Linked DNA regions of Homo sapiens: region 1 is linked to region 2. Evidence: chromatin loops called from intact Hi-C (ENCODE). Cell type or tissue: endothelial cell of umbilical vein. All regions are shown on one strand. Links, peaks and the distances in the headings refer to the core of each region. The heading gives the core; the rest is flanking DNA. Region 1 overlaps LOC124902249 (a long non-coding RNA gene). Region 2 has its middle 30 kb from the start of UGCG.

The links. Peaks named below come from ENCODE experiments on the same cell type or tissue, not always from the same donor. Only the 100,000 strongest peaks of a DNase experiment are listed, where the experiment ranks them.
Region 1: a loop joins it to region 2, with 4 times the contacts of the local background. A loop is called at or near these places in 3 of 110 quality-filtered maps.

The regions. Positions count from the first base shown.
Region 1 is chr9:111,800,937-111,812,946 of GRCh38, reverse strand. LOC124902249 (a long non-coding RNA gene) reads right to left here. Exons shown (of 2, transcript XR_007061734.1): 2 at 10,883-12,010. Among named protein-coding and RNA genes, the nearest start is that of SHOC1, 12 kb to the right of the region's middle. In endothelial cell of umbilical vein, for the core only: no CTCF peak of the experiment used is centred there; DNase peaks (open chromatin) are centred at 6,846 and 8,046; H3K27ac peaks cover 2,219 bases.
Region 2 is chr9:111,860,582-111,872,591 of GRCh38, reverse strand. No RefSeq gene overlaps it. Among named protein-coding and RNA genes, the nearest start is that of UGCG, 30 kb to the left of the region's middle. RefSeq lists an enhancer at 3,761-4,280. In endothelial cell of umbilical vein, for the core only: no CTCF peak of the experiment used is centred there; a DNase peak (open chromatin) is centred at 5,411; H3K27ac peaks cover 375 bases.

The sequences.
Region 1 (12,010 bases), core at 2,194-10,193, 60 kb after region 2:
TTACGTTGCAACGTCTGTCAAAAGGGTGGCTCCCTCTTTCTTCTGACGATGATTCTCATGTGCCTGAGACACATCTGGAGACACATTGAAGACAACTTCATTAACAGACCCTGTTCACATAGAAGCTTGAGAGCTGGTATTTGTCTAAGTTGTAAGTAAAGACATGCTTTTTCCCACTTTATTTAAAAGCCACTTTTCAAAAGTTTTTTGAAAGCACATCTTCTTCCCATCGTTGCTCTACCTCTGACTTTTCTGTTGCTGACATTTTCTTCAAAGGGTGACATCTTATTCAAAGAGTGAGTCTGCTGCATTTCCTTTGGGATTTCTTGAAGTCCCTAGGGGTCACTGGGCCAGCCATCATAGGTTTACCTCTTTCTCTAACTTTGTGAAGACATGATTGCCTTGTGACATGCATGGCATGTGCATCTCAGGCATTCAGCACAAATGCTGTGAATAAGGCAGATTGTTCTCCTTTTGCTTGGGGGAGATATGAGAATCCACGTGAGTGCCACATAGATAAGATAGAATCAGGTCAAGTTTGTTGATCGACAAGCTAGTCTGCATGAAACTTCATTCAACTTCTAATTAACCTTCTAATACTGTTGCTTTTTTACATGCCAGAAAGGGGGTATGAAATTTCTTCTCTAAAGAAAAATAGGATATACAGATGTATCTTTTACATTAATGCTGTACCATCTGCAGCCACACTGGTAGCCACTCTTGAGTTTCCTAAAAATTACACCTGTTTTGCTGCAAAGGATAGTCAGCCACTGAAGTTCAAGTATATGTGAAACTAGATGTTTTTTTTTTCTTTTCTTTTCTTTTCTTTTTTTTTTTTTTTGAGACAGAGTTTCGCTCTGTTCCCCAGGCTGGAGTGCAGTGACGTGATCTCGGCTCACTGCAACCTCCGCCTCCCAGATTCAGGCCTCAGCCTCCCGAGTAGCTGGGACTACAAGCACGGGCCACCATGCCTGGCTAATTTTTGTATTTTTAGTAGAGACAGGGTTTCGCCATGTTGGTCAGGCTGGTCTTGAATTCCTGACGTCAGGTGATCTGCCCCTCTCTACATCCCAAAGTGCTGGGATTACAGGCATGAGCCACAGTGCCTGGCTGTGAAACTAGTTTTGATGCTTCATTTTTATGTCAAATTCAGTTCACATTCTAGTGAATAAAGATGAGAAAAAGTAGCTGAGGATGTTGGAGGAGACATTAGGGAACTCTAGGGAAATGAGGAAGGGAAGTGAGAAAGCAGATGCAGGGAGAAAATTTCTCCAGCATCCCTTCTCCTACCACACGGGAAATTCTGAATACGTTCTCACAAAATGTGGCTGATAATTAGAGTGACTGAACTTCCTGACTTGACTGCAACAGCCTCAGTTTTTTCCCATTGCCCTGGCATGATTATTAATTTGCTTTTTTCATTCTCAAAAGTGTGAGATTTAAACAATAAGTTTAAAAAGCCACCTTATTCATAATCTAGTCCTCCAAAGTCTGGCTTCATGTTAATGTTTATGTAAAAAAAAACAATGAATTTTTTTAACCATCAAAGATTACATTTTAGCAAATCAAAATTCTGATTTCTGCCTAAACTTTCTCATATACAAGTGAGTATAGAAATGTTGTTGGCACCACTCTAAGAAGGTTCTGACAAGCATTCTCAAATTAGTTGAATTAGAGAAATTAGCTTCAGTAGGATTTTTGAAATCATATATCATTTTATCAGATAAAATGCTATTTTCTTAGTTGAAATCCAAAATCAGATTGTGTAGGGGTTATTTAAACTTTCTTCTTCTGCTTCTGTTTTTTTTCTTTTGGTCACGTGTTCTGCCTTCACAACTCATTGGTAGAGGTAGGATGGTCTGAGTTGAGAATAGTCCTATTATGTAAGACGGATACATCTGTTGGAATAGAGGAGGCACTGGATAGAAGCCCAACCAGACAGCTGAGCTCAGCAGCAAAAAAGTGGGTAGTAGTATAATCGCCCAGTGGGTTCACCTTGCCCACTGCCTAGACAGAGTCGATTTATCAAGGCAAGGGAATTGCAATAAAGAGTAATTCACACAGACTCAGCTGTGCTGGAGACCAGAGTTTTATTATTACTCAAATCAGTCTCTCTGAGCATGGAAGGGGGAGGTCAGAGTTTTTAAAGATAATTTGACAGGTAGTGGCTCAGGAAGTGGGGAGTGCTGATTGGTCAGGTTGGAGATGGAATCACAGGGGATCAAGTGAGGTTTTCTTGCTGTGCTCTGTTCCTGGATGGGATCACAGAACTGGTTGAGCCAGATTGCCAGTCTAGGTGGTATCAGCTGATCCATCAAGTGCAGGGTCTACAAAATATCTCAAGCACTAATTTCAGGTTTCGCAATAGTGATGTTATCCCTAGAAGCAATAGGGGAGGTTCCCACTCTTATAGCCAGAGGCTGCATGACCCCTAAACCATAATTTCTAATCTTGTAGCTAATTTGTTAGTCCTACAAAGGCAGACTGGTCCCCAGGCAAGAAGGAGGTCTTTTGGGGAAAGCGCTATTATCAATTTTGTTTCAGAGTCAAACCATGAACTGAATTCCTTCCCAAGGCTAGTTCAGCCTACAGCTAGGAATGAACAAAGATGGCTTAAAGGTTAGAAGCAGGATGGAGTGGATTAGGTCTGATCTCTTTCACTGCCATAATTTCCTCATTTATAATTTTTGCAAAGGAGGTTTCAGCAGTAAGCAGGCTGGTTCAACAATTCTTACAGGACAAGCCTACCCACATGGCATCAGCTTTAGGTAGTTCTCACAAGGCAGTTAGTTAAATCTTCCAGCATTCAGACTTGAACCATTTAGCAAATAGCCAGGTCAAATTACTTTCAGCTAAGAAGAACCTTGGCATGTATCAGAAAGCATGGGGTGATTATACTATTAATGCAGTGTCCCTTAAATTTCCTCAATTTTGGATTTAGTGGAAGTCTACAGAGTCATAGGAATTCAGCAGGCCATCTGAAGCCAGTGGAAGCAATATTTTCTGAGTTTTTCCTAAGCAGGGTTTTTGACTATTTACTTGGAAATTATTAAAAGGATGAGTCTGCTGCATATCCTTTGGGATATTTTGTATATATTTCCTTTGGGAAGAGCTATACGCTTCTCAACTTCCTCTCATCTCAGCCATCATGATATGTATTGGTAAATCAATGAATTTTTTTCATCACATTTTTCAATATATTCCCTAGACTTTCAGATGTCTCTGCCTTGTTACTGCAGATCATTTCCCTTTGTCCAAACTCTCACCTGCTACTCCAGTTAGAAGCAACCCATCATTTGTGTTAAATAAATACAGAAATATTTAATTTATTTAATATTAAATATTAATATTTAGCTGGGACTACAGGCATGTGCCACCACACTCAGCTAATTTTTGTATTTTTTGTAGAGATGGGATTTCACCATGTTGCCCAGGCTGGTCTCGAACTCCTGGACTCAAGTGATCCACCCACTTCGGCCTCCCAAAGTACTGGGATTATAGGCATAAATTAAATAAAAACAGTTTGGCATGAATATGAGGAGGAAGAGTCAAAGCAAGGAAGACCAGGAATAGAAGTAGAGAGAAAATTTTTTTACAGAAGATAGTAAGAGAAGAAAGCATGGGGGAAAAGATGCAAGAAGAGAAGGAGAATATGAAATAAGAGCCTCTCTTCAATAAGATTTGAGGGTTTTCTTCTCTCAGAGGACCTTAAGGATGCCTGAATTTAGCAGGAACAATTAGGGACAGTAAGCGCAGACTACTTAGCAACTTAGTGCCCACGCCCACCCACACCACCCCTATATCTATACCAGCACACTGTTGTATAGCAAATACAGTCATCCATAAGTCACAGGGTACTGACAAAGTTTTAGATTCAGTCTTTGTGACTGTGATGAGGATGTCTCAGGTGTAGTGCTTGGCTCTGTGTTACTTGCCAATTACACCTGGTTGGATGTAAGAGACCAACGTTTTGGGGTCCACATCTCTTCTGTGTGGTAGTTGCTTTCCTGTGTTCTTGTCTTGCAGTGAATTCATGAGGACTTTTACTCTAGATGAGTAGTGTGAACCTGAAAATTTGAGACAGGTCTCAGTTAATTTAGAAAGTTTATTTTGCCAAAGTTGAGGACGTGCACTTGTGACACAGCCTCAGTAGGTCCCGACAACATGTGTCCAGGATGGCCAGAGCACAGTTTGGTTTTATACATTCTAGGGAGACATGAGACATCAATCAACATATGCAAGATGAACACTGGTTTGGTCTGGAAAGGTGGGACAACTCAAAGCAAAGGCAGGAAGACTTGAAGCAGGGAGGCGGCTTCCAGGGCATAGGTAGATAGAAGACAAATGGTTGCATTCTTTTGGGTTTCTGGTTAGCCTCTCCAAAGGAGGTGATCAGACGTGGATTCATCTCAGTGAGCAGCAGGGTGAGTTTGAATAGAATGGCAGGCAGGTTGGCCCTAAGCAGTTCCCAGCTTGACTTTTCCCTTTAGCTTAGTGATTGGGGGTCCCAAGATTAATTTTCCTTTCACAGTAGTCATGTTCTTTAGGCCATTTAGCCTAGCCTCCTTCAATATGGAACAGGGGTTGGACTAGAAAATCCCTAAATGCCCTGTGGCTCCAGCATTCTAGAATTATGAAATAATTCAGCAACATAGGACGTACATCTCTTTGGAATATCAAAGTCTTCCTTAAGGAGCAAGAAGGATGTCATTTTCCTTGGGAAATTAGGACTTGAAGAAAGAAATACAGAAGTTTAAAGTAGATTATTGAGCATTATGTCACACTTAGAGAGATTCGTCTCAATAGTTCCTATCTGTCTAATTTCTGTTTCTGGGGTACTGAAGTCAATACTATCTAGATAGGCCTCACAATAATCTCTTATTTTATTCCATCCCTCTTCTATATGGGGGACTAAATCAGGAAGTTGCAGGCTTTTTTTTTATTCCTCCTCCTCCTCCTTCTTCTTCGACAGGGTCTTACTATGTTAGCCAGGGTCGTCTCAAACTCCTGGCCTCAAGTGGTCCTCCTGCCTAAAAGTGCTGGAAGTAGAGGGGTGAGCCACCACTCCCAGCCAAAACTTTTTCTGTAAAGGACAATATAGCAAATATTTTAGGTTTTGCAGGCCAAAGAGACAGATCAAGGATATTATGAAGGTACTTGTGTAACCATTTAAAATGTAACAATTTTAATTTAACTGAATTTTAAGTAAAAGTCCCCATAAAAACCCCATCTAAAGGTCAGCAGCCTCAAAGATTTAAGGTAGATAAACTCATAAGATGAGAAAGAATCAATGAAAAAACCGCCGGAGCCTCAAAAAGCCAGAGTGCCTCTTCTCCTCCAAATGATCATGACAATTTTAAAATGTAGGAATCATTCCTAACTAGTATGCTATACAAAGAGCAGCCAGCAGGCTGGATTTAGCCCACAGGCCATAGTTTGCCAACCTCTGGACCAGAATGATATGAAAGGGAAGGAACCAATCCAGAGACATTTGTGTTAGTCACTGAGGAACCTCCCTACAAGGAGCAAAATGACCAAACTGGAATAATCTGAAAATTGTTTTGCTCACGTCTGACACTTTGGCTGGAATGACTTGAAGATGAGGGCTAAGAACCAGAGCCCCATATAACTTGGCTTCTTACAGCTTGTTAGTTTCAGGCTAGTCAGGCTTCTTGTATGGCTCAAGGCTTTAAGAGTGAGTGAATGAATCAGAAACTGCATTGACCCAGCCTTGAATATCCACAGCCTCATTTCCCACCATACTCTGTTGGTTGATGCATTACTAAGCCTACCTAGATGCAAGAGGAAGGGACAGATCTACCCCTAAATCAGAGGAATGTCAAAGAATTTGAGGGTATAATTTTATTTTATTTTTGAGACAGGATCTTGCTCTGTTACCTAGGCTGGAGTGCAGTGGTACGACATTGACTCATTGCAATCTCTGCCTCCTGTGCTCAGGCGATCCTCCCATCTCAGCCTCCTGAGTAGCTGGGACTACAGGCATGCGCCACCATGCCCAGCTAATTTTTGTATTTTTTGTAGAGACAGGATTCCACCATGTTGCCCAGGCTGGTCTCGAACTCCTGGACTCAAGTGATCCACCCACTTCGGCCTCCCAAAGTGCTGGGATTATAGGCATAAGCCACTGCACCTGGCAAGGGCATAGTTTTAAGTAATCACACTTTGGTGATCACTAGGTCTGCATATCCAGTGTTTGGAAATCTATTTCTAGCCTGCCTTTTGGATTTGATGACATTTTAAACCCCTCAAACTTATCCACATTGGCTCTTCACTCTACCGTTGGCTTTTTATGCTTCCTTGATATCCACATTATTGTAAGTCTTTGGTAAGAGGTTCTTCCCATTGGCATGGACCTACAGAATGCTCAGCCCTCTCCAAGGACAAGGATTTTATACAATACAACTAGGACTAGAGATTATTAGAGGCCCTCTGCTCATCATAGAGTTGTCTGTATAGCTGAAGATTCTATTAGCAGAGACAGGGAGGCAGCTGTACACTTGCAAAGTGATTGAGTTGCTGGCAACTCACACCACTGCTGGAAAAGTTTCTAAATATGGCCCTAAAGGCAGAAACTATAAGAAAGAGAATGATAATTTGGCTACGTAAAAATGAAAAAAGATGAAAAAATTATTTCCTCAAGTTTCTTACTAGCTACTGATTTTAAATGAAATATAAGAGCTTGTTTGTTAAAGGTGTGTAAACACTGGTGTTCTTACGTGGAGAATACAGACCTCAACATAATGTTGCCTAAGATATTTTATCAGAATGGGAGGGTTGTTTTCCTTCTGTGTAAGTGAATAATAAATACTACGTGTGAGAATGAGTCATATCCTCAAATACTTTTCTTTTTGGTGACCAATAAATCTCTCATGATTCTCATGAAAGAATCTTAACAGACATTTACTCATACATTTACCACGGTATCGAGATAGGATATACATGGGGAAACAAAACTCTGATGCCATAGGTAAGGTAGTAGAAATAACTTTCAACTGGAGACAGAACTTTCCAGTTGGAGCTTGTGTCATCCTGGAACATTTATGCCCTTGGGCAGGTCACTTAACATCTCTGAGCTTTAGTTTCCTTACTATTAGTAAAGCATAATAATACCTTGGAGAGTTGCTATGAAGATTAGAACCAAATAAACATTTACTGAGCTCCGACTCTTTGCCACGTTCTTAACACACGTGAAAGAGTGTTTGTAAAATGCTACACAAAAATGTTACATCACATAACAAATTCCCTGCTCTAAAGGAGGCCTGAGTAGAAGAAGGACAAAAGAGCATACATACAATTAATGATAACAAAATTTGAAAGTGAGAAAAGCTCTACCAGTAAAAACAAAAGAACCGATCAGAGAAGATCAGGGAATTTAGCTGGGAAGCTTGAATTGGGCTTTGAAAGATGGGTAAGTGCTTGGACCTATGGGGATGTGTGAGAAAGATAATGTAGATAGAGGGTATATGCTATGGTTTGAATATTTGTTCATTCCAAAACTGATGTTGAAATTTAATCCCCAGTGTGGCAGTATTGAGAGAAGGGGCCTGTAGGAGGTGATTGGATCATGCGGGCTCTGCCTTCATGAATGGATTAACCCATTCATGAATTAATAGGTTATCATGGGAGTGGGATTGGTAGCTTCTTAAGAAGAAGAGAGACCTGATCTACCATGCTAATCCCCCTGGCCATGTGATAACCTGTACCACCTGGGGACTTTGCAGAGTTCCCACCAGCAAGAAGACTCTCACCAAATGCGACCCCTTGATTTGGACTGCTCAACCTCCATAACTAAAAAATAAGTTCCTTTTCTTATAAATAACTCATTTTCAGGTATTTGGTTATAAGCAATAGAAAATGGACTAAGACAATACAATATGAGAAGGGGCAAACAGGAGAAATGAAAGCAAAGATAGTATAGGGAAAACAACAGTAATTTAACAATAGTGTGGGGTGGACGAAGGTCAGCAGTAGCCAGAAAAAGCTTGGAACCAAATCACAAAGAGTCCTGAAGACCACGCTAAGGAGTTTAGAATTCATTCCTTAGGAAATAGAGTTGTATGAAATGTGCAAACTTTGGCATTAGACTTGGGTTGGCCCCTCACTTCCTAGCTATGCAGTTTTGAGCAAGCCACTTGACCTCTTTAAACCTCAGTTTCCTCTTTCATATAATAGAGAGACTAATACTAACCTAAGTACCAAGCTTAGTACCTTGAAAATAGGAGATGCTTGACATATCAAAGTTATTATTGGTTAACTACTGAAGGACTTTAATTAGAGTAGTGAATATAATTTTATTCTACAGCACTATGTACACTAGATTAGAGGCTGGGAGAACAGCTAGGAGAAAATTACAGTAGTCTAGGAAAGAGGTAGTGGAGTCATAGGGAATACAGAAAAATTTAAAAGTAGAAGGTTCAAAATAAGAGTGTTAGAAAATATTTTAGGATAGAATATAATGAACCACGTTTTAGACACAGAAAATCCATTATAGGAGAGGAAATGAAGATGTACATGACAGGAAAACACCTACGAACTAAATTCTGGAGGAGGTGAGTGGGGATGAGATATTGCATCTAAGGGAAATAGTACTCTGCCTTTTTATCTGTTTGTATTCTGTGATACAGAATGCATTTTTGTCAGTATAAATAATTTGGGGAATAAGATAAGTCACAGAGATTGAAAGAGAATATCTTAGAACGAAAACAGAAAGAAGAGAGTAAGAAAATGCCAAATGAGGCTAAATAGACATTATGAGATAAAAAGAGACAACCTCCCACTCAAGCAGAATGTGAGGTCACCTGCAGGAAATGAGGTAGGTTTCATATATACGACTAGAAGAGTGTGAAGAGTATGGGACTAGATTAGTCTAGATCAAGATTTCTTAAATTTCCTTTAATCAGTAGTAAATACTATTCTTATTTTGGAACACATCATTCTCCGGGAGCATGGAGTCTGTTCTGTTCATTGCAGGGCATTTAGTAACATTCTTGGCCTCTACCTATTTAGATATCAGGACCCTTTCCCCCAGTTTTTTTTTTTTTTTTTTTTTTGAGACGGAGTCCCGCTTTGTCCCCCAGGCTGGAGGGCAATGGCACCATCTCAGCTCACTGCAACTTCCGCCTCCCGGGTTCAAACGATTCCCCTGCCTCAGCCTCCTGAGTAGCTGAGATTACAGGAGTGTGCCACCATGCCTGGCTAATTTTTTGTATCTTTAAGTAGAGACGGGGTTTCACCATGTTGGCCAGGCTGGTCTTGAACTCCTGACCTCGTGATCCGCCCACCTCGGCCTCCCAAAGTGCTGGGATTACAGGCGTGAACCACCACACCTGGCCCTTTTTTTTTTTTTAAATCATTTTATTACTCTTTGTTAACAAACATCCCCAGAGACAGGGGACCAGGGGAACGGGGAGGAGGGGAAGTGGGTCTCCAGCCCTACAACCCCTCCCAACCCACCCCTTTCCCCCTTACATATTTATAATCTATATACAAGCTCTGGGGATGAGGGCAACCCAGATTCCTTGTCCCCTCGGGACCCAAGCTCCTCTGCCCGGCGGGAAGGCTCTTCTCAAGGAGGCCCTGTTGCTCCCAAGGCTTAGGCATCCAGCGGAGGACATCTGGTGGGGAGGCCTGCTGGTGAAGGTCGATGCGCTGGGTGCGGAAGACTCCACCACCGTGATAGAGCCTGAAGACCCTTACTCAGGGGAGGACCACCGTAGGTTGAAGGCGGGGCCTTGAGACGGGAATTGATGCCAGAGAAGGACCTTCCATTTGGGGGAGTATGTGATGACCCAGGACCCCCAAGGTTGCTACTCAGTTTTCAATAATCCTGGAACGGCTTTATTTCCACTGGATGCAACTCTGCTTGCCCCAAGCTAGCGGGGAAGGGCCTGGCAGGTGAAGGCCGCACCCGAGTAGCAGGAACAGGTGGGGGCCGCATAGCCAGGCTGGCTTTCCCCGAGTTTTGACAAGAAAAACATCTTCAGACATGCCCAAATGTCCGCTTGAGGGACAAACTCACCTCCAATTGAGAACCACTGGTCTAGATGTTGTTAGAATATGATAAGGGGCTGTTTAGAAATAGAGATAGGGCCGGGCGCAGTGGCTCATGCCTGTAATTCCAGCACTTTGGGAAGCTGAGGCTGGCGGATCACTTGAGATCAGGAGTTCGAGACCAGCCTGGCCAACATGGTGAAACCCCGACTCTACTAAAAATACAAAATTAGCCAGGCTACTCGGGAGGCTGAGGCAGGAGAATCGCTTGAACCCGGGAGGCGGAGGTTGCAGTGAGCTGAGCTCGCACCACTGCAATCCAGCCTGGGTGACAGAGCAAGATTCTGTCTCTAAATAAATAAATACATAGATAATGTCTTGTTTGAGACTCTATTTCTCACACCTAGAATATTGCTGGCATATACCAACACACTCTCTCTATAACAAATGAAGGGAAATAATGATTGACAACTGGCATTGAAGGTCTAGCTACAAATATATGCTGTGCTAAATATATGCACAGCATATATTTGTAGTGTAACTAACGAGCCTGATTTCCTGGTTTTGCTATTTTCTTCCAAGATGATAAAGAGCCCAGGCACAGAACAGGTGAAATAATCCAGGAAGCCAGAAAACAAAGAAGAAGGTTAAAGAAGGTGGTCAATAGTATATTAAATGATCAATAGATGGTCAGTTGGTGGTCAATAACATTACTGTTTCTAGCTATTCTTCTTTCCTGTAAGAGACAACACAAGTTGTCTTTCTCCTGAAGTTGTACATACTGAGCACATAGTAGGTATTCAAAAATCATGTTAGTTTACATTCTGAGATACAAGATTAAGTCTAAATTAAAAATATAAAATTATGAGAATTGTTTTACAAAATCATTTTATTTATGGGAAAGGTCTACCTTCAGCTTTTCGTAAAATGACTTTTCTTGCATATGAAATTATTATTTTTACTTTTTGAGACAGAGTCTCGCACTGTCGCCCAAGCTGGAACACAGTGGCACAATCTCCGCTCACTGCAACCTCTGCCTTCCGGGTTCAAGCCATTCTCCTGCTTCAACCTCCTGAGTAGCTGGGATTACAGGCGCCCACCGCCACGCCCAGCTAATTTTTTGTATTTTTAGTAGAGACTGGATTTCACTATGTTGGCCAGGCTGGTCTTGAACTGCTGACCTTGTGATCGGCCTGCCTCAGCCTCCCAAAGTGCTGGAATTACAGGCATGAGCCACTGTGCCCGGCCATGAAATTATTATTAATGTAACATCCTTCTTCCCAAGTTTAGTCCAATGCCCATCTCCTTCATTTTTAAATACAAGGCATAAAAGCAATCAAGGATACCTTAAACAACATTAAGCCTTATTTTGGTGAGAGAAAGAAATAATAGTTTTTCCACATTTTATAAGGATAATGTTTTGTTACCCTGGATATTTGAGACATTTATTATAACTTATTCTAGTTTGAATTTGCAGTTTAGACCTTTGGATGTTATTTGTTTTGCAAGTTGGTTCACCTTCCATTAAGTACATAGTGGTGCTATGTTGTGGCTTTTGTGGTCCAAACAGCTAGACTTCCCATTGGTGTGGTTAATCTGGTGAAATAATAAATGAGTTATCTGATCAAATTTTTGCTTCTCTGTAACTTATTTGTGGAAATAATAAAGTACTTTTTAAAATTTCCATACTCTTATAACATTAATTTTCTTAGGGAATAATATTTATATAAATGGTTTATTTTCCCTATCACATTGAAAGAGTAGAGTCAATTTGCTCTCCCCAACTAGCATATTTCCTTGCACATAATATATGCTTAAAAATAATTGATGGATAAATCAATAAGTAAACAACTACAACTCACAGGATAGAAGTCAGAAGAGCTGAGTTCTCGATCTGCCTATGTATTTCTGGGCAAATTGCTTAACTTCACTGAACCATATAATGTGCAGGGTTTTAGGGTAAATATTACCCAGGGAGAGGTGAAAGTATGGCGTTAGT
Region 2 (12,010 bases), core at 1,880-9,879:
ATATCACTCATTGCCTGAACTTTGCTTTCAGCGTTTCCAGCAACCTTTTGTTTCATTATGATATTGTGTAAGTAGCAAAGGTAGCTGTTCCAAACTGTAAGTGATTATTTAAAATTAAGTTAATTCTCACTAGAGCAAGTCTATCTAGTATATTTGTAGTGACAGGGTATGTTCTGCATAGGGAAAATAGAAGAGAAGTCTCCTAAAAGTAAGAGGAGTCACTGTGTCACTCTAAGAGCAGAACAGAATGACACAGTGATCCTCCAGGTCACACATGGAAAACTCTGGTGATGCAGACACTTTGTCTCCATAGATTTTTTACTTATGTCACTTGATTTTCAGTAAAATTGTACAAGAAAGAAATATAGGGTGTATTGTTTGCTAGACACTGACTAGGTTAATGAACAACAGAATTTATACTCCCATCCAAAGAGAGACTATTTGTGTGTGTAGAAGGGTGTTACTTTCCATGTAAGAAAATAATTTCATTGTGTGCTCATACACAGAATACATGATCTTTAATTCAGTGAAATTATTTTTCTGATTATAGCAGTGGTACAACATATAAAGTTTGCATGGCACTTGAAGTAGGAGTTTTTTACCTCCTTTTTTATTGTTTGAATCTCAGCCTAAATACCACCTCCTCAGACCATCAGTTATCACTGTTTTCATTTTCTGGCAAGTATTTATTATGCCTGATTTTTAAAAACATATTAATTTATCTCCTTATTTACTGACTCTCTCAATTCAGAATTGTTGCAGATAGTGCTATCTGGGGCTGGTGGCACAGGCAGTAAAAAGAATTTACCAAGACAGTTGTAGGTAAAGAAAGACAGATCTGTTAGAGAAAATACATCGCAAGAGAGCAATGCGCAAGTCAGCAAGAGAGGAGCTGACTGCAAGAAGGCAAAGGCTTGCTGGGGATTTCATACGATGGTGCTTGTGCTGGAGACGGCTCCGTGCAGTTCTGATAGCGCCAGTATTGCAGGAGCTAACTTGCATTTTCCTATCAGCCAGGGGTCTGCTGATAGCTGGCACAGAAAGACTGTGAGTTATTTGTGCAGGGAGGGCTGTGTGTCCTAGACCATGAACAAAGGTAGACTTACAGCTTATCTGATTTTTCTTTTTGCTTTCCCCTGGTCCTAGCAGCCTGACTCCTTCTCCCTAGTTAGGACTCCACAAGAATGAAAGCTCTACTCCATGGATGTAGGCACCTCGTCTTTCTTATTTACTGCTGTAGCCTGTCTCAGTCCACCCAGGCTGCTGTAACAAAATATCATGGACTGGGTGGCTTATAAACAACAGAAATTTATCTCTCACAGTTCTAGAGGCTGAGAAGTCTAAAGTCAAACAACTGTAGATTTGATGGCTGGTGAGACCCCATTCCCTGCTTCATAGAGGGCATTTTGCTGTGTCCTCACATAGTGGAAGGAGCGAATAAGCTCCCTTGAGCCTGTTTTATAAGGGCACTGTGAGGGGCGGGGGGAAAGAGTTCTATCCTCTCACTCTACAACAATCAACACAGACTTCTGTGACCAAATGTGTGGGGGTTCCCCCACCCCAACAGCACACAAGCAATCAATTCTGCAGCAAACATCAGCTGGGTGTCTTCCAAGTCAATTCAGTTCTGACCTTATCTAGATGAAGAGAGCCTCAGAAACCACAGGTTCAGGGCTCAGTCCCACAAGACCACCCCCTCCTTCCCACCAGTCCCAAGTCTAGGCCTCCAGAACATCTGACCAACTGGTTTCAATCTGAGGTTTCCACAACCTCATCTTTGAGTTGATTAAGGGTTCAGAGAAACACTTATGTTTACTGGTTTATTACAAAGGATATATTAAAGGATACAAACAGCCAGAAGAAGAGATACATAGAAGGTCTGGAAGGATCCTGAGCCCAGGAGCTTCTGTCCTTGCGGAGTTGAGGTGCACCACCCTCCTGGCATGTGGATGAGTTCTTGTTCACTTTTCTGTAAGCCTCTATGTGTTCAGCTATTGGGAAGCTCTCCAAACCCTATCCTTTTGGGGTTTTATGGAGGCTTCATTATGTAGGCAAGGTTGATTAAATCACTGGACCTTGGTGATCAACTTAACCTTCAGCCCCTCCTTAGAAATGGAGGGATGGGGTGAAAGTCCCAAACCTCTAACCTTGCCTTGGTCTTTCTGGTGACCAGCCTCCATCCTGAGACTGCCTGGGGGCTGCCAGCCATCAGTCAATCATTAGCATATGAAAAGACATCACTTTGGAGATTTGAAGGATTTTAGGAGTTGTATGGCAGAAAATGGGTTGAAGACCAAATAGATACTTCACACTATCACAGGCACGAATCCAGTTCATGACGGCTCCACCCTCATAACCTCATCACCTCCCAAAAGCCCCACCTCAAAAAACCTCACATTGGGGATTAGGTTTGAGCTTATACATTTTGGAGAAACACAAACACTCAGATCATAGCGGCCCCCAAACCTAAAATTATGCCTAACATGACATAAAGATTTATTGACTAAGTAAATAAATGAATTAATGAATGAGTATTGAAAAAAATTGGTAAACTTCCCATTTTGTTAAATAAGCCTAACATAATCCTCAGACCCAAACTAGAGTTAGCACGTACAAAAAGAATACTAGCCAAACCAAACTTATTGATGAAAATAGATATGAAAATTCTAGGTGGGGCATGGTGGCTCATGTCTGTAATCCCAGAACTTTGGGACACTGAGGCAGATGGATCACTTGAAGTCAGGAGTTCAAGACCAGCCTGGCCAACATGGTGAAATCCTATCTCTACTAAGAATACAAAAATTAGGCCGGGCGCGGTGGCTCACGCCTGTAATCCCAGCACTTTGGGAGGCCGAGGCGGGTGGATCATGAGGTCAGGAGATCGAGACCATCCTGGCTAACAAGGTGAAACCCCGTCTCTACTAAAAATACAAAAAATTAGCCGGGCGCGGTGGCGGACGCCTGTAGTCCCAGCTACTCGGGAGGCTGAGGCAGAAGAATGGCGTGAACCCGGGAAGCGGAGCTTGCAGTGAGCCGAGATTGCGCCACTGCAGTCCGCAGTCCGGCCTGGGCGACAGAGCGAGACTCCGTCTCAAAAAAAAAAAAAAAAAGAATACAAAAATTAGCCGGGGGTAGTGGTACGAGCCTGTAATGTCAGCTACTTAGGAGGCTGAGGCACGAGAATTGCTTGAACCCAGGAGAGGGAGGTTGCAGTGAGCCGAGATGGCACCACTGCACTCCAGCCTGGGCAACAGAGTGAGGCTGTCTCGAAAGAAAAAAAAGAAAAGAAAGAAAAAGAAAAAGAAAGATGTGAAAATTCTAAATAAAATGCTAGAATAACAAATACACCCACAAATTAATAGAATTACTCACTATGACAAAGTAGGGTTTCTTTCAGGGTTTCAATATTTTCCTTTACTTTTATTTCTTTAAAAATTATCACAGTAACACAGGAATATGATTTACAAATTTTTTAAAATGCGACAGAGCACAGAAAATTAAAAGTGTATGTCTTGAGCCCCCTCCCTACCCCCGCTGTTCCTTCTTTTAAAAAAAAACTTTTATAGATTCTTACTTCTAACCCTAGTTTTACTTTCTATATTTCCTCCATTTTCTCTTCCCCTCCACATCCCAACTTTGGCCAGCTACATTGATACTGAAGTGGTATCCTTGTCTGGGATAAATACCCGCGATTCATTGTCTCACAGCTATAGAAAACTAGGATGCAGACACACCAGAGTAAGGTTAAGAGTGGAAGTTTAATAGGCAAAAGAAAGAGAAAAGCTCTCTCCTGCAGAGATGGGGGGGTCCCAAGCAGGTCTTCTGGTCTGCGGTGAAGGGCAGGAGGTTTTATAGATGAGCTTAAGGAGGCGGTGTCTGATTTACATAGGGCACGAAAGATTGGTCAGACCAGGTGTGTCATTTGCATAGTGCGTGAAGAACTGGTCAGGGCTAGGTGTGCCGTTTGCATAGCGCTTGAAGAAGCTGGCCTCCCCACACTAGTCTTTTATTATGCAGAGGGGTTATCTACCTGGCTGGCACCATGTTGCCTGCTTTTTTACTGTACATGTGGTGACAAAGAAAAGGGAAGATAGAGCCTCCAAGTTGAACATGCCTGGCCCTCAGGTAGCCAGCATTCACCTGTGCAGGTTTCCAGCTTGCTTATCTATGTCTGCAGCTCAATTTTTCAGGCTGCTCTTTATTAGAAAAGAAATGATTTGGGGGCTGCTTTTCGTTAAAAGGGAAATTCTGCTGAGGATTCTGTTGCCCTTACAATCTGCCTACATAATTTCTATCATCTGTATCAATATTACCAAGGTTAATATCATTTCATCCCCTTAATTTGTCATAAATAATACTGCTGTGATCTGTGGCAGAAGGGAATATTAGTACAATATGAAATAGAGTGATAGACAGTGGTCAAATAATTTAGGGCTTAAATAACTTTTAGTCTACATTTTAATATAGATCTGAAAGTTCTAGTCAATATTGCAAGATGCAAAATAGAAATAAGAAGTGTAACTCTAAAAAGAGATCAGAGAAATGTATAATTATTTGTAAATAAATTTATTATTAATAAAAATTATAAAATACATATTAGGGTACAAATTATATTCTCATTAGTTTACTTATATTTATTTTATCCAAATTCTCAAACCCAATTTATTTTTATCTTGTATAGACTGAATGTTAATGTCTCCACAAAATTCATATGTTGAAATCGTCACCCCCAGTGTGATGTTATTAGGAGGTAAGGCCTTTGGTAGGTGATTAAGTCTGAGTGCAGAGCCCTCATAAATGAGATTAGTGTCCATATAAAGAGACTCCTGAGGTCACCCTCATGTCTGCTGTCAGGTGAGGACACAGTGAAAAGACAGCCATTTATGAACCAAGAATTGTCCTTCTCAAGACACCAGATCTGCCAGTGCTTTGATTTTGGACTTCCCATCCTCCAGAACTACAAGAAATAAATTTCTGTTATTTATAAGCCATCCAGTCTAAGATATTCTACTATAGCAGCACAAATGTACTAGAACACTGTCTGCTTAATGTTACTAACTGATGGTGTTGAATTGCAATTTCTATTACACCGTTTGTTTCTTGACATTTTGTTTTGTATTCCTAATAGTTTTTATTTATATATTTTGTACAGTTATATAGGACATGAAGTTCTAAAGTCCAAGTTCAATACAAACATAACATATGCCTTGATTTTATTATACTGTATAGCATAATACAGTGTAATGTATCTTGGAGAAACTTTCACATCATCTAATTCAATTTTTAATCAGTCAGTTACATAGTTTTCTAGTTGCCCACCATCACGTGTATATATCAGATGTTTGCACTCCTTCTCTTTGCCCGGAATGCTCTTCTCTCAGATATTTGCATGGATGACTCACTTCCTTCAGGTTTCTCATCAGATATCATTTCATTAGAGACATATTTCCTGACTGCTGAGCACTAACATTAGCGAGCATGCATGCGCATGTGTGGACACACATACACTCTCACACACTAGTACTCTTCATTTCCTTTTTCATACGTACAAACATACATACACACAGAGTAGACATCCTTTTATCTAATGAAGTAAAGACAATCAGTTGGTTGGTTAATCAAAAAGTTAGTAAAAGCAACCCCAGGAAATCCTTTAAAATGATACATTTTTGAATGTAACAATTTAATTTTAATTTAAAACCTTTTCTTCGGGTATGAATTTATTGATTAGTTTCATATTCTCTTTCTTACATAAACAACACATAAAATGCATTTTTATGCTTTTTTTTTTTTTGAGATAGAGTCTCACTCTGTCGTCCAGGGTGGAGTGCAGTGGCATAATCTAGGCTCACTGCAGCCTCCACCTCCCAGGTTCAAGTGATTCTCCTGTCTCAGCCTCCCAAGTAGCTGGGATTACAGGCACCCACCACAATGCCTGACTAATGGTTGTATTTTTAGTAGTGACGGGATTTCGCCATGTTGACCAGACTGGTCTCGAACTCCTGACCTCAGGTGATCCGCCCATCTCAGCCTCCCAAAGTGTTGGGATTACAGGCATGAGCCACTGTGGCTGGCCCTAAGCTTTCCATTTAAAGTAACACTCTAATTTTAATAATATTATTTGTGATTTTCCAAGTAGAATGGAGACTTAAACACCCTTAAAGTAATATCAACATAAACTTCTTGATTTTTCAGTTTTTCCCCAAATAATTTGTAGTTGTTTCTTCCACAGCTAATTTCATACACTTTTTGAAAGAACTCACCTTTAGCAAGTCTTTCCAAAACATTTCGTACAAACAATGGTTTCTTTTGCACTCATTTTCATCAGTTTGTGTTACATTTCATTGAATTACTTAAATATCATAATAAACACAGTTGGCATAATGGGCTTAGAATAAACACACTGACTTTTTTTTTTTTTTTTTTTTGAGACAGGGTCTCACTCTGTCACTCAGGCTGGAGTGCGGTGGCAAGATCACAGCGCACTGCAACGTCGACCTCCCAGACTCAGATGATCCTCCCACCTCAGTCTCCTGAGTAGCTGAGACTATAGGCATGTGTCACCATGCCTGGCTAATTTTTGTATTTTTTGTACAGACAGGGTTTCATCATGTTGCCCTGGCTGGTCTTGAACTCCTGAGCTCAAGCAATTACCCATCTTGGCCTCCCAAAGTGGTTGGAATACAGGTGTGAGCCACCACACCTAGCCAACATACTCACCTGGTAGAAAGATGTATGGATACCATAGTTATTCATTGTGTGTTTTACAGAGAAAGTGAAGAGTGTTGGTGAATCCTACGAATTAAGTGGAGGTTTGATTAAGAAAGCATCTATTTCAAGTAGAGGTATGTGTTTGCATGTGTGTGTGTTGTACATGCAGAGATGCTTTCTGGTTAGATATTCCAGAAACTAACAATGGTTGCCTCTGAGGATGATGACTGGAGTATGATTTGGGAGGAAGAATTGTTTCTCACTGTAGGCTCCTTTTATACTGTTTGAATTTTTTGCCATGTACATATGTTGCTTTTTTCATTAAAAAATAGTTTTATAAAACATCTGTATTTATACCATTAGGTGACTATTTTTGTTTATTAGACATTTTTTTTAGCCCCTTCCTCTGGTAAGACATCCCAAATCTCCTGCCCCCATCCCAGGTCAGGCCAATCATAGGACCATCCTCTGTGAGAACTGATTGGTGCGGGAAAGAGCATGTGATGAAGGCCAAGTGTGACTAGGCCAATCAGATTCTTATCTGGGGGCTTTTCCTAATTGAAGCATCCTTTTGGTGACGAAGCTATAGGAGAGAGTTCTGTTTCCACTTAGAATGCAGAAAGCCTCAAGGGAATACAACTCTCACTATAACAACACAAAAAAAGCCAGAAAATCTATAAAATCATGACCTTTCTTGAGCCTGTCACAGAACTAAGATCGTAAGGCAACCAGGCAAACTAAATTCCAAAGAGTGACAAGCTACTCCAAAGAGAGGTGGGACATATAAACTCTTTTTTTTTAAATTAATTTTGTTTAATTTCCATATGTTATTGGGGAACAGGTGGTTTTTGGTTACATGAGTAAGTTCTTTAGTGGTGATTCGTAAGATTTTGGTGCATGCATCACCTGAGCAGTATACACTGCACCCAATTTGTAGGATTTCATCCCTCACCTCCTTCCCACCCTTTCCCCCTGAGTCCCCGAAGTCCACTGAGGACACATAAACTTTTTCACTTTTGATAAATCATGAGAGAAAGAGGTTACTGCCATAAAAACAGGTAGGAAAAAATTAGCTAAAATATTAACAATTCTTCCAGGCCAAGTGTGATCTAGTATGCTAATTTGTTGTGGTGGTGGGCTTTTTCGGGGGGAGTGTTGGTTTTTTCTTGTTTTTGAGACAGGATCTTGGCTCTGTCACCTAGGCTGGAGTCAGTGGCACAATCACGGCTCACTGCAGCCTTGACCTCGTGGGCTCAAACAATCCTCCCACCTCAGCCTCTTGAGTAGTGGCACCACAGGTGTGCGCCACCACACATGGCTAATAATTTTTTTGTAGAGACAAGGTCTCACTATGTTGTCTAGGCTAGTCTTGAGCTCCTGGGCTCCCACTTCGCCCTCCCAAAATGCTGGAATTATAGGCATGAGCCACCATCCCTGGCCTCATGCATTAATTTGGAATGACTAGAAGCCCCAGATACAAGGGAAGTTTGCACTCAGTGCCAAACTCTATTCCATGGCCTCCAATGGGTACTCATAAGAAAGATAGAAACAGGAGAGGATACTCAATGGGAGCCCCACCCTTGGGGGTGCAGGTGTGAAGAAGGAGAGCTGATCAGCTGCTTTTGGGAAACAGACACAAAAGCCGACCCAATTCCCAAGACCCTTCTCTCAAAGGAAACAAAAGCCTTAAGCCACTGGAGAGGGACGGTAAATCTTTCCACTCTCAGGGTCAGGCAAAATTCCATTCCTTTGGGAGAGGAGTGGAGGCAAAATTGGTTGCTTCTGCAGTGGCAGAAGGACCTCTTACCTCTCTGACAAAGGCAAAGACCTATTGCTGCTGGGGGAAGTATAGAAACGAAAATCCTTTGCCCTTGAGGAAGGAATAGGAAACTTTTTGAGGGCCCAGAATTCTGCACCAAAACCAAGTAGAGGTCACCTGCCCTAAAGGAAGTGTAAGAAACTCTCATGGCCAAGACCAACCACAAATACAGGGCAGAGTTTAACTGACCCAGGAAGCTGATGCAGAAATAGGAAGAGAAGGCAGGCATGCTGAGACGCCCAAGCTTTGAGCACAGGGCCTGCCTAAGACTTAGGCTGGATCAGGATGACAAAGAACTCTCTTGATTCTGTAAGCTTAGTACCAAGTAACAAGCAAGAGCAGTCTACTACTTGGAGAGGTATAAGGGCACGGAGAGAGACTCTTTTTGTGGCACAGGCATATAGGAACTCCTGAAAGTTGAGAGAGGAGCAAGAAAATGGAGAGAAATTTTCTAGCACCCTAGGACCCCCTATAAGCATAAGGTAACAACAGCCAGTGCTGGAGGGTATAAAGCCTGTGGTGCACTAAAGGTAAAAACAACAAAATCCAAATCCAGCTCAATTTATGACTAGATTGACTCAATCCCCCACCATATTTGCCTGACCATAGAAAGCTATACCTATTTCTGGCCATAAACACTATTAACTCAGACTTTTCTGTTTTTCTATGCACAGTGTCTAACATTCAATAAAAAAATTTGATTATACAGAAATCAAAGCCCAGAGATAAAGTACTCAACAGAACCAGATAGAGATGAGCCAGATGTTGACACTATCAGATAGGGACTTTCAAACAACTATGATTAATATGTTAAAAGATCTAGTGAAAATGGTAGACAATATGCATGAACAGATAGTAAATTTCATTAAAAAACTAAATAATATAAAGAGTCAAATGGAAATGCTAAGAAAAAAATGAAAGAAATGAAGAATTCCTTCAACAGTCAGTAGCAGACTGGATACGCCAAAGGAAAGAATGAGAATTGAAGATAAGTCAGTAGAAATTGTCCAAATTGAAACCTTACAGAAAAAAAGTGAAAAATACAGAAGAGAGTATTCAAAATATGATATAAAAAGTCTAATATATGTGTAATTAGAGAAACAGAAGGAGAAGAGAGAACAAGGAAGAAGGAATGCTTGAAGAGATTATAGTCAAGAATTTTCTAAAATTAATGAAAAACCATAAGATATAAATCCACAAAGCCCAGAAAAATTGCAGGCAGGGTAAAAACAAAAAAACAAAAAAAAACCAACAACAAATACAAAAACAAAATCACCCAAGTTTGATTGACCCATAGTCAACCGTTTCTGAGAATAAAAGTTTAAAGAGCAAATCTTGAAAGCAGCCAGATAAAAAATTGCATTCAGAGTCAAAAATAAGAATTACAACAACAAAAATTGTTTATTTATTTAATTTACTATTATTATTATTATTTTTGAGAAGGAGTCTCACTCTGTCACCCAGGCTGAAGTTCAGTGATGCAATCTCAGCTCACTGCAACCTCTGCCTCCCGAGTTCAAGCAATTCTCCTGCCTCAGCCTCCAGAGTAGCTGGGATTAGAGGTGCCTGCCACCACAGCCGGCTAATTTTTGTATTTTTAGTAGATACAGGGTTTCACCATGTTGGTCAGGCTAGTCTCAAACTCCTGACCTCGGGTAATCCACCCACCTTGGCCTCCCAAAGTGCTGGGATTACAGGTATGAGCCATCGCACCCAGCCTATTTATTTTTAAAAATATTTTCAGACAGGGTCTCACTCTATCACCCAGGCTGGGGTGCAATGGTGCGATCATGACTCACTGCAGCCTCGACCTCCTGGGCTCAGATGATCCTCCCAATTCAGCCTCCTGAGTAGCTAAGACTACAGGTGCAAGCCATCACACCCAGCTAACTTTTTTTTTTTTTTTTTTTTTTTTTTTTGTAGAGGTGGGGTTTTGCCATGTTGCCCAAGTTGGTTTTGAAATCCTGGACTCAAGTGATCCTCCCACCTTGGCCTCCCAAAGTGCTGGGATTACAGGCATGAACCACTGTGCCCAGCTTTTTATTTTATTTTATTTTATTTTATTTTATTTTATTTTATTTTATTTGAGACAGAGTCTTGCTGTTGCTCTGGAGTGCAGTGGTGCAATCACAGCTCACTGAACCTTAACCCCCCTGGGCTCAGGTGATTCTCCCAACTCAGCCTCCCCAGTAGCTGGGACTACAGGTGTGTGTCACCATGCCCAGCTAATTAAAATAAAATTTTTGTGTGTGTGAAGGCAGGTCTCCCTAAGAGCCCAGGCTGATTTTGAACTCCTGGACTCAAGCGATTCTCCTGCTTTGGCCTCCAAAAGTGCTGGGATTACAGGTGTAAGCCACTGCAGCTGTCCCCAAAATATTTTTAAATTACTGTTTGAAAAACAAAGTTGTAGGCATCACAATTCTGGATTCAAAATTATGTTACAAAACAATAGTAATTAAAACAGCATGCTCTGGCAGAAAAACAGGCACATAAACCAGTGCAACAGAATAGACAGCCCAGAAATAAATCCAAACATACGGTCAATTGATTTTTGAGAAGGGTAACAAGAGGACATAATGGGGGAAAGGATAGTCTCTTTAATAAATGGTACTGGGAAAACTGCATTTCCACATACAAAAGAATGAAATAGGACTCTTATCTTACATCATACAAAAAAAAAAACCAATTCAAAATGGATACAATACCTACATTTAAGACCTGAAACTATGAAACTCCTAGAAGAGAATATAGGAAAAATCTCCTGGACTTGGCCTTGGCATGATTTTTTTGTATATCACATCAAAAATTCAGGCTACAAAAGCAAAAATCAATGACCAGGACTACATCAAATTAAAAAGCTCCTGGATTACAAAGAAAATAATCAACAATATAGCCTATAGATTAAGGACAACTAATTTGTAAGTCATGTATCTGGCAACAATTTAGGGTCCAAAAGTTGTAAAGAACTCATACAACTTAATAACAGAGAAACAAATAACTTGATTTAAAAATTGGCAAAGGACTTGAATAGACATTTCTCCAAAGATGATGTAAAAATGGCCAACAGTTACATGAAAAGATGATCAACATTAATAATCATCAGAGAAGGGCAAATCAAACCACTGTGAGATACCACCTCCATACCCATTAGGATGGCTATTAACGAAAAGTGAAAAGACAACTAACGCTGGAATAAATGGTGTGGAGAAAAGGGAACTCTTGGACCCTCTTGGTAGGAATGTTGATTGGTGCAGCCACTATGAAAACCAGTGTGGCGGTTTCTAACGAAATTAAAAATACAACTGCAATATCACCCAACAATCCCTCTTCTGGGCACATACCCAAACGAAATGAAATCACCACCTCATAAAGATATCTGCACGCTCATGTTTATTGCAGTGTTATTTACAATTTTTTAATGGGATATGTTTGGGAGTATATCCCATTAAAAGCCAAGATATGGAAACAACCTAAGTGTTC